Linked DNA regions of Homo sapiens: region 2 is linked to region 1. Evidence: read pairs that join two places in POLR2A ChIA-PET (ENCODE). Cell type or tissue: A673. All regions are shown on one strand. Each heading gives the region's core, and the rest is flanking DNA. Links, peaks and the distances in the headings are about the cores only.

Region 1 (5,379 bases), core at 313-5,312:
AAAAGAAGTGTTTCATCTTCAAGTTAAAAAAAATTAAAAATGGAAAGCAAATTAGAACAAATTACTATATTTAATTAAGTAACATTACAATTATTAAAGGGAATAGTTATTTCATGGTAACCTTTTAAAGGTTATTTCAAGAGTTAAAATATAATTATTTGATAATAAATGTATATATTACTACCTAGATAATTCTTATATAATGGTAGAATGAAATTGAATCCCTTTTATATAATAAGAAAATATCAGAATCTCAAATATGAAACTATGTAAAATAAAGTCCAAAATGCAAAAGCGTTCAAGCTAAGAAAATTCAATTATCTATAAAAATTTTTTTGGCTGGGCACAGTGGCTCACACCTGTAATCCTAGCACTTTGGGAGGCCAAGGCAGGCAGATCACGAGGTCAGGAGTCAGAGACCAACCTGGTCCCCATAGTGAAACTCCGTCTCTACTAAAAATACAAAAATAAGCCAGGCATGGTGGCACATGCCTGTAATCCCATCTACTCAGGAGGCTGAGGCAGGAGAATTGCTTGAACTCGGGAGGCGGAGGTTGCAGTGAGCCAAGATTGCGCCACTGCACTCCAGCCTGGGTGACAGAGCAAGGCTCTGTCTCGAAAAAAAAGTTTCTATTATCACAAAAAGGATATTTATGAACTAAATTTATAATGTATAATTTACATCTGGAAAATATCTCTGTAATAAAAACTTTAGATATCCTATTTCATAAACTTCTTAGCCATCTCTAAATAAGATCTTAGAATGTCTCTGAAACAATTAAAATGATGGTCTAAATTAGTCATAGTGATCTCCCCAAATACAGAAGTGTCATTTTCCATGAGTATTTGGACATTTTCTACTTCTCCCAAAGTGGTCACTTGACAGCTTTATATATGGTTTTGTTATGATCATTATTATATGCTGTGGTTTATTTACTCTGACACTTTTAGGGTTTTTTTAAGACACATCATGGACTACTATAATTACTAGAACTAATAAGATTACAAACCTACTTTGGCACTTCTGGAGATGTATTCTACTTCTCTTCTGTTATCATTGTTTCTACTACCAAGTGCCTGAGACTGATTCAGATACACAGAAATAATTAGTAGAACTATTGTTTTCAAGTCCAATTCATAAATTGCCACTTTACTTTTATCAGAATGTGATAAATAAAATTATATAAAAGCTCCAGAACTGGAGAGCTTATGCTTGTATGAGGTAATAACTCAAACAGCTGGTGTTTTTATGTTACCCAGCTTTATCAGGTCCTGCGTGACATGAAAGGGAACACCAATAGTCTCAAATATACCAAATACATCTAACTGAAACTGTATAGCAAGTTCCACCCACCCCCAGAGAGAATCCCATCTTTCCAGTGGCAAACAAGGATCTTTTTTTTGCCATGTTTAAGAATGCTATTTCTGTAGCATAGTTCTGGCCTGGAAGAAAGGGAAATGACAGTCACATCTTATTGGCAGCAAAATCACGATATAGTATTTTATACTAGGTTGGCATAGCTAAGAGAACCAGGAATCCATTAGTTTTCTGACATATAGAAAACAAAAGACAACTTTTTCACTTCCTGCAGAGCATGGGCTTATGAAAGGGATGGTTTATACTTCCATTGAAAAGGGAACTGGGGCTAAATACAAAAGTAGCCTGTCATTATGTTCTCTTTGCTCAAAGGAGAGGAGCACAATGATTTGTCAGGAGAGCAGGTAACGGTGACAACTGTGATTAAGTAAAAATGTTCACAGATGTGTAACATTAGTCAGTTTAGCTGTATCAGTCACTTATGATGATTGGACTAGATGAAATACACATTAAATCATATATATTATGTAAATATGTCTTAACAGAGGTTTTAATTTCCCCAGAAACCCATACTGTGTCTCCCCATCTCATCCACCCTCATCCCTCCCCTGGTTCTTATGGGCACTTCCTACTGGTCTTGTTCACCTTTCTGCAGTACAAAATTACCTCTGACCGGGGCTGGCACTCTTCTCCAAGACTGCCACCATGCCTGTTCCATGAATGAGCCTGGAAGGAGCTGCTGTACCAACGGTGTGGCCAGAGAACTCCTCCTGTAGGTATACAAGCCATCAGCCCTGTGACACAGCCCACCTACCATCAGCCCAACGACATCCTTATTCCAAGGATTCCAGCCCAGCAGGAGCCACTACAACCAACTTATAGGCTTGAGACCAAACATTCTTATTGTCAGGGGGAAAAGTTCCTCAGTAGCTGAATTTCACCTGCACAGTTCTTAAAGTGAAGTCAGAGAGGTTTTTAGGACTCCCACCATGAATGGTGAATATCCTTGTACATAGCTGAACAAAAACAATGGTGAGACTTGTAGAAGTGAAGAGTTTTTCAGTGAAGGAAAAATTGGGAGGAAAGAGGAGGAACAACTGGGAAGCCAAAAAAGAAAACAAAGGAAAACAAACAACAACAACAAAAAGACCAACAACAGGAACTTGTAGAGGAAGTCCCAACCAACATGGCATGTAGACTCAGTCCCAGACTTCTGGGTTCTCCTCTCAGATGGTCATTAGTTTCCTGAATGACCTCCTGTTTCTCTGAGAGAAAGTATTTCTATTAGCCCTTTACCTACCTCTAGAAGGGACTACTGCACAGTCAATAGAGTAGTCCTGCTGTCAAATATATGTAAAGGTCCATTTCTCAGGAAAGATGAGTTCATATTTAAAGACTATCGGTTGGGCGTGGTGGCTCACGCCTATAATCCCAGCACTTTGGGAGGCCAAGGCAGGTGGATCACCTGAGGTTAGAAGTTTGAGACCAGCCTGGCCAACATGGTAAAACCCTGTCTCTACTAAAAATAGAAAAAATTAGTTGGGCGTGGTGGCACATGCCTGTAGTCCAGCTACTAGGGAAGCTGAGGCAGAAGGATCACTAGAACCCAGGAGGTGGAGGTTGCAGTGAGCCGAGATCACACCACTGCACTCCACCCTGGGCGACACAGCAAGACCGTGTCTCAAAATTAATAAATAAATACATACATACATACATACATACTATTATTATTGAAGCTAGACACTTCAACAGTCTATCATCAAACAGCATAAAAACTAATAACACTCCACCTTTTCTTTCACCTTGAACTCTTAAGCTACTCTAATAGCCTTGAGTACTAAAAAAAAAAGCAAAAAACAAAAAACTTCTCTGCAATATCCGAAAGCAACACCAAGAAAAAAAAAAATCAAAAAATCTTCCTGATTTAATTTGAATACTCAGGTGAAGCTCTACTTCTTACCAAATTAAGCTATATATTTATTATCATAGAATTTTCATTTCTTTTTATGAAAGTCTTTGTCTGTCACGCAGGCTGAAGTCAGTGGTGTGATCTTTTTTTTTTTTTTTTTTTTGAGACGGAGTTTTGCTCTGTTGCCCAGGCTGGAGTGGTGCAGTGGCACAATCTCAGCTCACTGACCTCAGCCTCCCGGGTTCACGCCATTCGTGAGCCTCCCAAGTAGCTGGGACTACAGGCATCCGCCACCATGCCCAGCTAATTTTTTTGTATTTTTAGTAGAGACAGGGTTTCACCGTATTAGCCAGGATGGTCTCGATCTCCTGACCTCGTGATCCACCCGCCTCGGCCTCCCAAAGTGCTGAGATTACAGGCGTGAGCCACCGTGCCCGGCCCAGTGGCGTGATCTTGGCTCACTGCAACCTCTGCCTCCCAGGTTCAAGAGATTATCCCACCTCAGCCTCCCAAGTAGCTGGGATTACAGGTGCATACCACCATAACTGGCTAATTTTTTTGTATTTTTAGTAAAGACAGGGTTTCACCATGTTGCCCAGGCTGGTCTTGAACTCTTGGCCTCAAGTGATCCTCCTGCCTCGGCCTCCCAAAGTACTGGGATTATAGGCAAGAGCCACCATGCCTGGCCGCCATAGAATTCCCTTTTTTTGGGGGTGGGGGTATGGAGTCTTACTGTGTCACCCAGGCTGGAATGCAGTGGCATGATCTTGGCTCACTATAGCCTCTGCCTCCCAGATTCAAGCAATTCTCCTGCCTCAGCCTCCCAAGTAGCTGAGATTACAGGCACATGCCACCACGCCCGGCTAATTTTTGTATTTTTGCTAGAGACAGGGTTTCACCATGTTGGCCAGGCTGGTCTTTGTTTTTTTTTTTTTTTTTTTTTTTTTTGAGATGGAGTCTTGCTCTGTCGCCCAGGCTGCAGTGCAGTGGCCTGATCTTGGCTCACTGCAACCTCCACCTCCTGGGTTCAAGCAATTCTTCTGCCTCAGCCTCCCAAGTAGCTGGGATTACAGGCATGCACCACCATGCCCGGCTAATTTGTTTGTATTTTTAGTAGAGATGGGGTTTCACCATATTGGCCAGGCTGGTCCATATTGGCCAGGCTGGTCTCAAACTCCTGATCTTGTGATCCACCCGCCTCGGCCTCCCAAAGTGCTGGGATTACAGGCATGAGCCACTGCACCCGGCCCAGCCAGGCTGGTCTTGAACTCCTGACCTCAGGTGATCCTCCCGCCTCGGCCTCCCAAAGTGCTGGGATTACAGGCGTGAGCCACTGCACCTGGCCACCATAGAACTTCATATTATTGCATGTCTATAGCTTTGTTTCCAGTGAGAAAGGGTACATTTTTCATAACTACACTTCCATCTCCTGGCTCTTTAAAATAATAACAGTGGTTGTGCCTAACCCATCCCAATTTATTCTCTCCTTCAGGGAAAAACAGCCTATTTCAGAGGCACAAATGGAACACATTTTTATTTGCTATATGTATTAATGGTCAAACATAGTACTACATTTAAAGGAATCTCTGCTTTTTGAGGTTTCTTCAGTCAGAGGGTGAGGATGTGTCCTTGGAAAAGTTTACTTTGAAGAGTGTCCATTCCTAGGCAAACACCAAATTTGGAACACAATGTTGATGTTAATAGAGAACTCAGAACATATAACATGTTTCATACTCATTTTGTTAGTTAACAGACAACAGTTTGTTGTGGTTTTTTCTTGTTTGTTTTTTTTTTTGGAGACGGAGTTGCACTCTTTCACCCAGGCTGGAGTGCAGTGGCGCAATCTCAGCTCACTGCAACCTCCACCTTCTGGTTTCAAACTATTCTCCTGCCTCAGCCTCCCAAGTAACTGGGATTACAGGTGCCCACCACGCCCGGCTAATTTTTGTATTTTTAGTAGAGACAGGGTTTCACCCTGTTGGCCAGGCTGGTCTCAAACTCCTGACCTTGTGATCCTCCTGCCTTGGCCTCCCAAAGTGCTGGGATTACAGGCGTGAGCCACTGCGCCTGGCCCCTTAAAAAAAAAAAAAAAAAAGGATTAAATCTTTAGTAAGGCAATAGGCCTTTTTTTCATTTGAGACAGGGTTTCACT
Region 2 (5,379 bases), core at 285-5,284, 56 kb before region 1:
ATTTTTTTTTTTTTGAGACAAGCTCTCACTCTGTCACCCAGGCTGGAGTACAGTGGTGTCATCTCGGCTCACCGCAGCCTTGACCTCCCAGGCTCAGGTGATCCTCCCACCTCAGCCTCCCGGGTAGCTGGCTGGGACTACAGGCACGCACCACTACACCTGGCTAATGACAAAGTGTTAACGATTAGAAAAAATACAAAAATTGAGTTCAAGGTGGTTTGCTGAGGGGTACTGCTTACTTTGGTCTAATGAGGGCAATGGTAGGAAGAAGAGGGACAGCTTCACGACAAAAGCTCAATTTTCGGCCAAATCATGTAGATTCCAATATACAGAAGAGAGAAAGTAAGAGCATGCTAGATCTGTGCATGAGCATGAGATACAGCTAAGCAACTGATTTGAGGAAAAACTTTCCCACCTTAATGCTTAGCTTGGCTGTACTCAAGGTTTCAGGGGCACAGGAAACTAAGAAACATGTTAATGATGAAAGCCCAATTTAGATGGGCAGATCTAATTTGGCTCTGAGTTGCTAAGCTGCATTAAGCTGTTTATCCACATTATGCAAATGTAATTAACTCTCATCAGAATTACAGCACATCCCACAAAGGAGAAAAAGTGATATTTAAACTAAGTCAGGTACAAACAATAATACTTCCAGAAATAAAGGGGGAAAGTACATAGAGATTCTGTACTTTTTAAATAATGGGAGAATTCTTTCAGTTAAAAAAAAATTTGTAGTTACCTGCCATGGCTCCAGCTGCAAGAAGATTTAAACCTCCCACGTGTCCATTTTCATCAGCCAGAAGTAGTTTGCAATGAGCATAAACAGGAAAATAGATTGCAGAGAAGGGAATGTCTCGGAGGAAACACGCTTTGGCACCCTGTCACACAGTGAGGAAATAGTGCAAAACAGTGTGAAACTGAGTGTGAATGCCCAAATGGGATCCATGTGACATTTGTCAGTGACAAGCTTGAGGTGTCCCTCAGTGACAAGCCTGAGGTGTCCCTTAAACAGCATTAGAACTGATGTGCAAGGGAAATGGGGGAGGCGGGAGATAAGTGGGGAATAGGGAAATCTGCATATCTCAAAGCTTGTGAAAGCATGGTGAATCCTGCAGTCCTAGAGTTAATAACTGGGTAATGATAGTATTCTGAAAACTAAGAACTTTCTGGCATTTCTTATATAGATTCAGAGTTTTTAAAATTAATTAATCTCTTACTATGGTAAAAACACACAAGATCTACCCTCTTAAGTTTTTACATCAGCTGAGAGTCCCCGCAGTGCCAGGTAAAAAGCTATAGGCAGTGGTGAAGGAAAAGTAACTACTCTAGAGCAGGGGGAAAAGAAACCCAAATCTTCTCTCCTCATTCCCCATGTCCTAAATAGCAGACAAAATATTTTAGCGGCAGGTTTCCACAGGAGTAGAAAATCATTACCCAGGGGCAGCTTGTCCCAATGACTGAGGTCTCAAAGAACACCTCCCTCAGCTTTGTCAGAAGCCCACACCATTCCACTACCTAGCTAGGCAAACACTCCACCTTGGCGCTTGTTTTTTTAATGACTCTGTTTTATTCTTTTTAATTTTTTTTTTTTTCTGAGACAGGGTCTCACTATGTTGCCCAGGCTGGAGCATAGTGGCAGGATCACAGCTTGCTGTAGCCTTGACCGTCTGAGCTCAAGTGATCCTCCCACCTCAGCCTCCTGAGTAGCTGGGATGATAGGTGTGCACCACTGTGCCGGCTAATTTTTTCTTTCTTTTTTTTTTTTAAGGTAGACACAAGGTCTTGCTATTTTGCCCTGGCTGGTCTTGAACTCCTGGGCTCAAGCAATCCCCCTGCCTTGGCCTCCCAAAGTGCTGAGAGTACAAGTGTGAGCCAGTGCTCCCAGCCCTGGCTTTTTTAAAAAAAGACAAACTCAAACATTGAAAAAAAAAAAATCCAAGGACTCGCTAAAGGATAATACAGAGAGAAGCAATATTAATAAATTCATCTCTCAAAGGGAATTCAAAAAGGATGGAAATTGGGAGTGGGGAGGAGGAAGCAAAAATGTGTACGAAACTCTCTTGAGACAGGCATCATTGTTTGCTGGTCTCCAGAGAACCCTGTAGCTGTGTGATTCCAATCTAGAGAATTTCTAATTTCTAATTTGCAGTTACCGAAACAAATTTACACATTTCTGCAGTGATGGATCTATATCAGATGCTGTGGAAACACACTTGGCTATGGTGGCTAAATTTACGTATTCCCCTTATACCAGGCAAAGGAATGGAAAGAAATATTCTTCCTTGTTTAAGAAAAATAATAGCTTCTGCTCCATTACATCTGATCTGTAATGATGGGAGTAAGTATACCCGCAGGGAAGGAATCTTTTGACTGGCATTTTGTTAAAGTACAGTACACTCTGTTGTTGGTTTGTTTTTTTTTTTTTTAATGGAATTCATTATTGACAAATCCTACCACTTAACTTCTTAAAGACCTGAATCCTACCAAACTCTACTACTGTTTTACTGTGGTCAAATTATTAAGACAAAAGCTCCCACTGGGAAGATAACAATAGAGATAATCAGACCGAAAATAAACATAAGACTATTTTGAAGCCCTAAACCAACCCAAAGAGAGCACCAGGGAAAGTTTTCCCAAGCCCCCCAGCAAATGAAAGGCTGTGAGCCTGAGGCCAGCAGGTCTGCGGTGCTGGCCTCCTTGCTGGCAGTTTCATAAAAGCCTGATGACAACAGGAGAGGCTGCATGTGTATCCCACTGCCTCTCATACAAGTGTCCTGATTCTTTTCTTTTTGTTTGATTTTCTGCTCCACAGACTACCCTGCTGGACAAGATTGCTTTTCAACTTGGAGGGAAGAAGTCTGGTTTCCACATTCTTTCATATTTTATTGAGTACATTATAACCTAAACCTACCCACCTTATACAGACCAAAAATTCCCAAGTCCCGGAGCACATTCAGGGCGCTGACTCTGGGTCCCGTGGTGATCTCTCCAGCTACTTGCAGACGAATCTTCACTATCTCCAATGGGTTGGTAAAAATGACCTGAGAGCCTCCAGCCTGTAGGCAAGGGAGAAGAGACAGGCAGATTCCACATCAGAGCCCGACTGGCAGCGTAAAAAAGGAAAATCCAGCAAAGCCTCCACATCTTGCTATCTTGAAAAGAAGGAGGTGAAACTTCCTTCCTCAGGGGGGAATGACAGTTTGACACTTAGGCCAACCCTGGAGAGGTTCAGAGGGATGGTCCCAAACTCTGTCTCAGATCAATCTACCTCTGGGTTTGTTTCTAGCTGAAATGTCAAGATTGTTTCTCAGACCAGTCTTTCCAGGATCACCCCAGCCATATTCAAAATAACAAAATAAACCCATTTGGAAAAAAAAGCGGAGCCAGATGTGGCAGCAAGGTACTCAATGAAAGAAAAAGAGATAGTAAAAGACTGTCATATTTTACAAGCCAGAGCTAAAATTCAGAGCTACAATTATTTTTTTCCTCTTTGTGGTAAGCGTTCTTGGCAGCAGACCCACTTGCTTCTGCTTCCTTGGATTGTAGAGCAATTAAAACTACTTTGGTGCCTTAAGTCAGAAGGGGAAAAGTCTCCTCCAGTTCCAATTCTAAAATGTATTATCCTAAGCAAAACTCTGATACAGGTACATGGCTACACCCACACAAAAGGGAAGAATTTAGAAAGATAAATTTCAGTATCATTTCAAGACAAAACCAGAAAAACTCTTCAAGGCAAAGCTGAGAAATGGAACATCTAGTTACCATGAGTACAACACCCTCAAGATCAAAGCCACATTCTATATTCCTGTGGTGAGTGACAGAGATTTGAATTTGGATAATGAGAGTATATTTGCATCTGAAATCTGTTAACTAGTAGAGAAAAAAAAAAAACGTTTAACAAAACTTCTACCAACTTCTTTTTTTTGGTTTCTGTAAGAAAGAAAAAAATGTGTGTGACTATGGATATATAAAAATAAATAAAATATATATCTCCTTTCATGAAATGAAAAATCCCATTTGTACATCTTCAACTGTAGCTGTTTATATTATGTAATCATAACCATACTCATATAATATTCATAATGATATTCATATCATTATAATCATTGTATATAATCACATGTGAAATATGAAATCTGGGGCACTGTAATTCCACAGGTATAGAACACCTAAAAATTCACATGCAGCTTTCAATGGCACTTCAGTGCTCAACCTTTGCCCACATTCCTGCTCACTTATCTAAAACCCAAAGCCCTCCCAGACCCGCTTCCAAGGGGCAGGAACATGGCTCAGCCCATTTTCCTAATTGCCTTGGGACTATAAATCCCCCAACTACCCCTATTCCAATCCTGACTCCTTAACTCCTTTCAATATTCAAAATTGCCAGCACTGATACTAAATTCCTTCCCTCTTCATGGACAGCTTATTGTCCTGGATTCCCCAGGGCCTTAATCCCCTCTTTGTCCTTCGAGCAGGGAGGTGCAGCAATTTGCTATCTCTCTCTCATGGTTTCCTCTAACTCCTCAACTCGACACAATCCAGACCACTGGCACACAGGTCCCCCAACGATGTACTGACCCAATTTTACATGTTGATTTGCCTGCCTTTCTCTCTCTTTGAATCTGTTGTACTGCAGGCAGAAGGAAGCACTTTAATGTTTCAATCTAAGCAAACAATACTTTCAAAAGGATTGCTGCATGAAAAATTATGTTAAAATGATAATCCAAGTAATTGCTCCTGTAGCTAGTATTAAAGACCAAATCAATTGAAAAAGTTTACTACTTCCCTGAAATCTCTTGTTTAAATAATGGTTGCAAAGACTATCTTAAATAATGGTTGCATATCTGCTTTATGTTTTAACTAAAGCAGATTTAAAAATGAATAGAACCACAAATTTTTATTCTAATTCCCCCAAATTTGCCACTACCAGACAGTGTCAGTCCCTGGGTGCCAAGTGTTAAATGTGGACATTATGTTTAAATAAATACTAAGGTCTTTCATGTTTGTAATCATTAGTAAATTATAACATCCTGCTGGGCAGGAGTACTCCAATCCGTGTCCCCCACCCCCACCCCACAGCTGCCTCCTCCTCTTCCTTCTCTCTTTTAGAAATAATTGATTGAGATTTATACTCCTTTAACAATGCTTCAAATTTTTTGAAGTATACAAGTAATAGGCTTTCTACTGAAACTTTACAAAAATGGTACAATAAAAAGAAATAACTGACTACATTTTGTTTGTGTTTGTTTGTTTGAGACAGGGCCTCACTCTGTCACCCAGGCTGGAGTGCAGTGGCAGGAACAGCTCACTGCAACCTCAACCTCCCCAGGTTCAGGTGATCCTCCCACCTCAGCTTCCCGAGTAGCTGGGACTACAAGC

Evidence for each region. Peaks named below come from ENCODE experiments on the same cell type or tissue, not always from the same donor. Only the 100,000 strongest peaks of a DNase experiment are listed, where the experiment ranks them.
Region 2: POLR2A ChIA-PET joins it to region 1 with 11 read pairs; 3 of 35 experiments call an interaction of 5 or more read pairs at or near these places.

Annotation. Positions count from the first base shown.
Region 1 is chr2:171,846,189-171,851,567 of GRCh38, forward strand. All of the region lies in intron 4 of SLC25A12 (solute carrier family 25 member 12), which reads right to left. Among named protein-coding and RNA genes, the nearest start is that of SLC25A12, 45 kb to the right of the region's middle. In A673, for the core only: no CTCF peak of the experiment used is centred there; no DNase peak of the experiment used is centred there.
Region 2 is chr2:171,790,712-171,796,090 of GRCh38, forward strand. It overlaps SLC25A12 (solute carrier family 25 member 12), which reads right to left. Exons shown (of 18, transcript NM_003705.5): 14 at 2,916-3,056; 15 at 740-878. Among named protein-coding and RNA genes, the nearest start is that of SLC25A12, 100 kb to the right of the region's middle. In A673, for the core only: no CTCF peak of the experiment used is centred there; a DNase peak (open chromatin) is centred at 4,450; H3K27ac peaks cover 1,600 bases.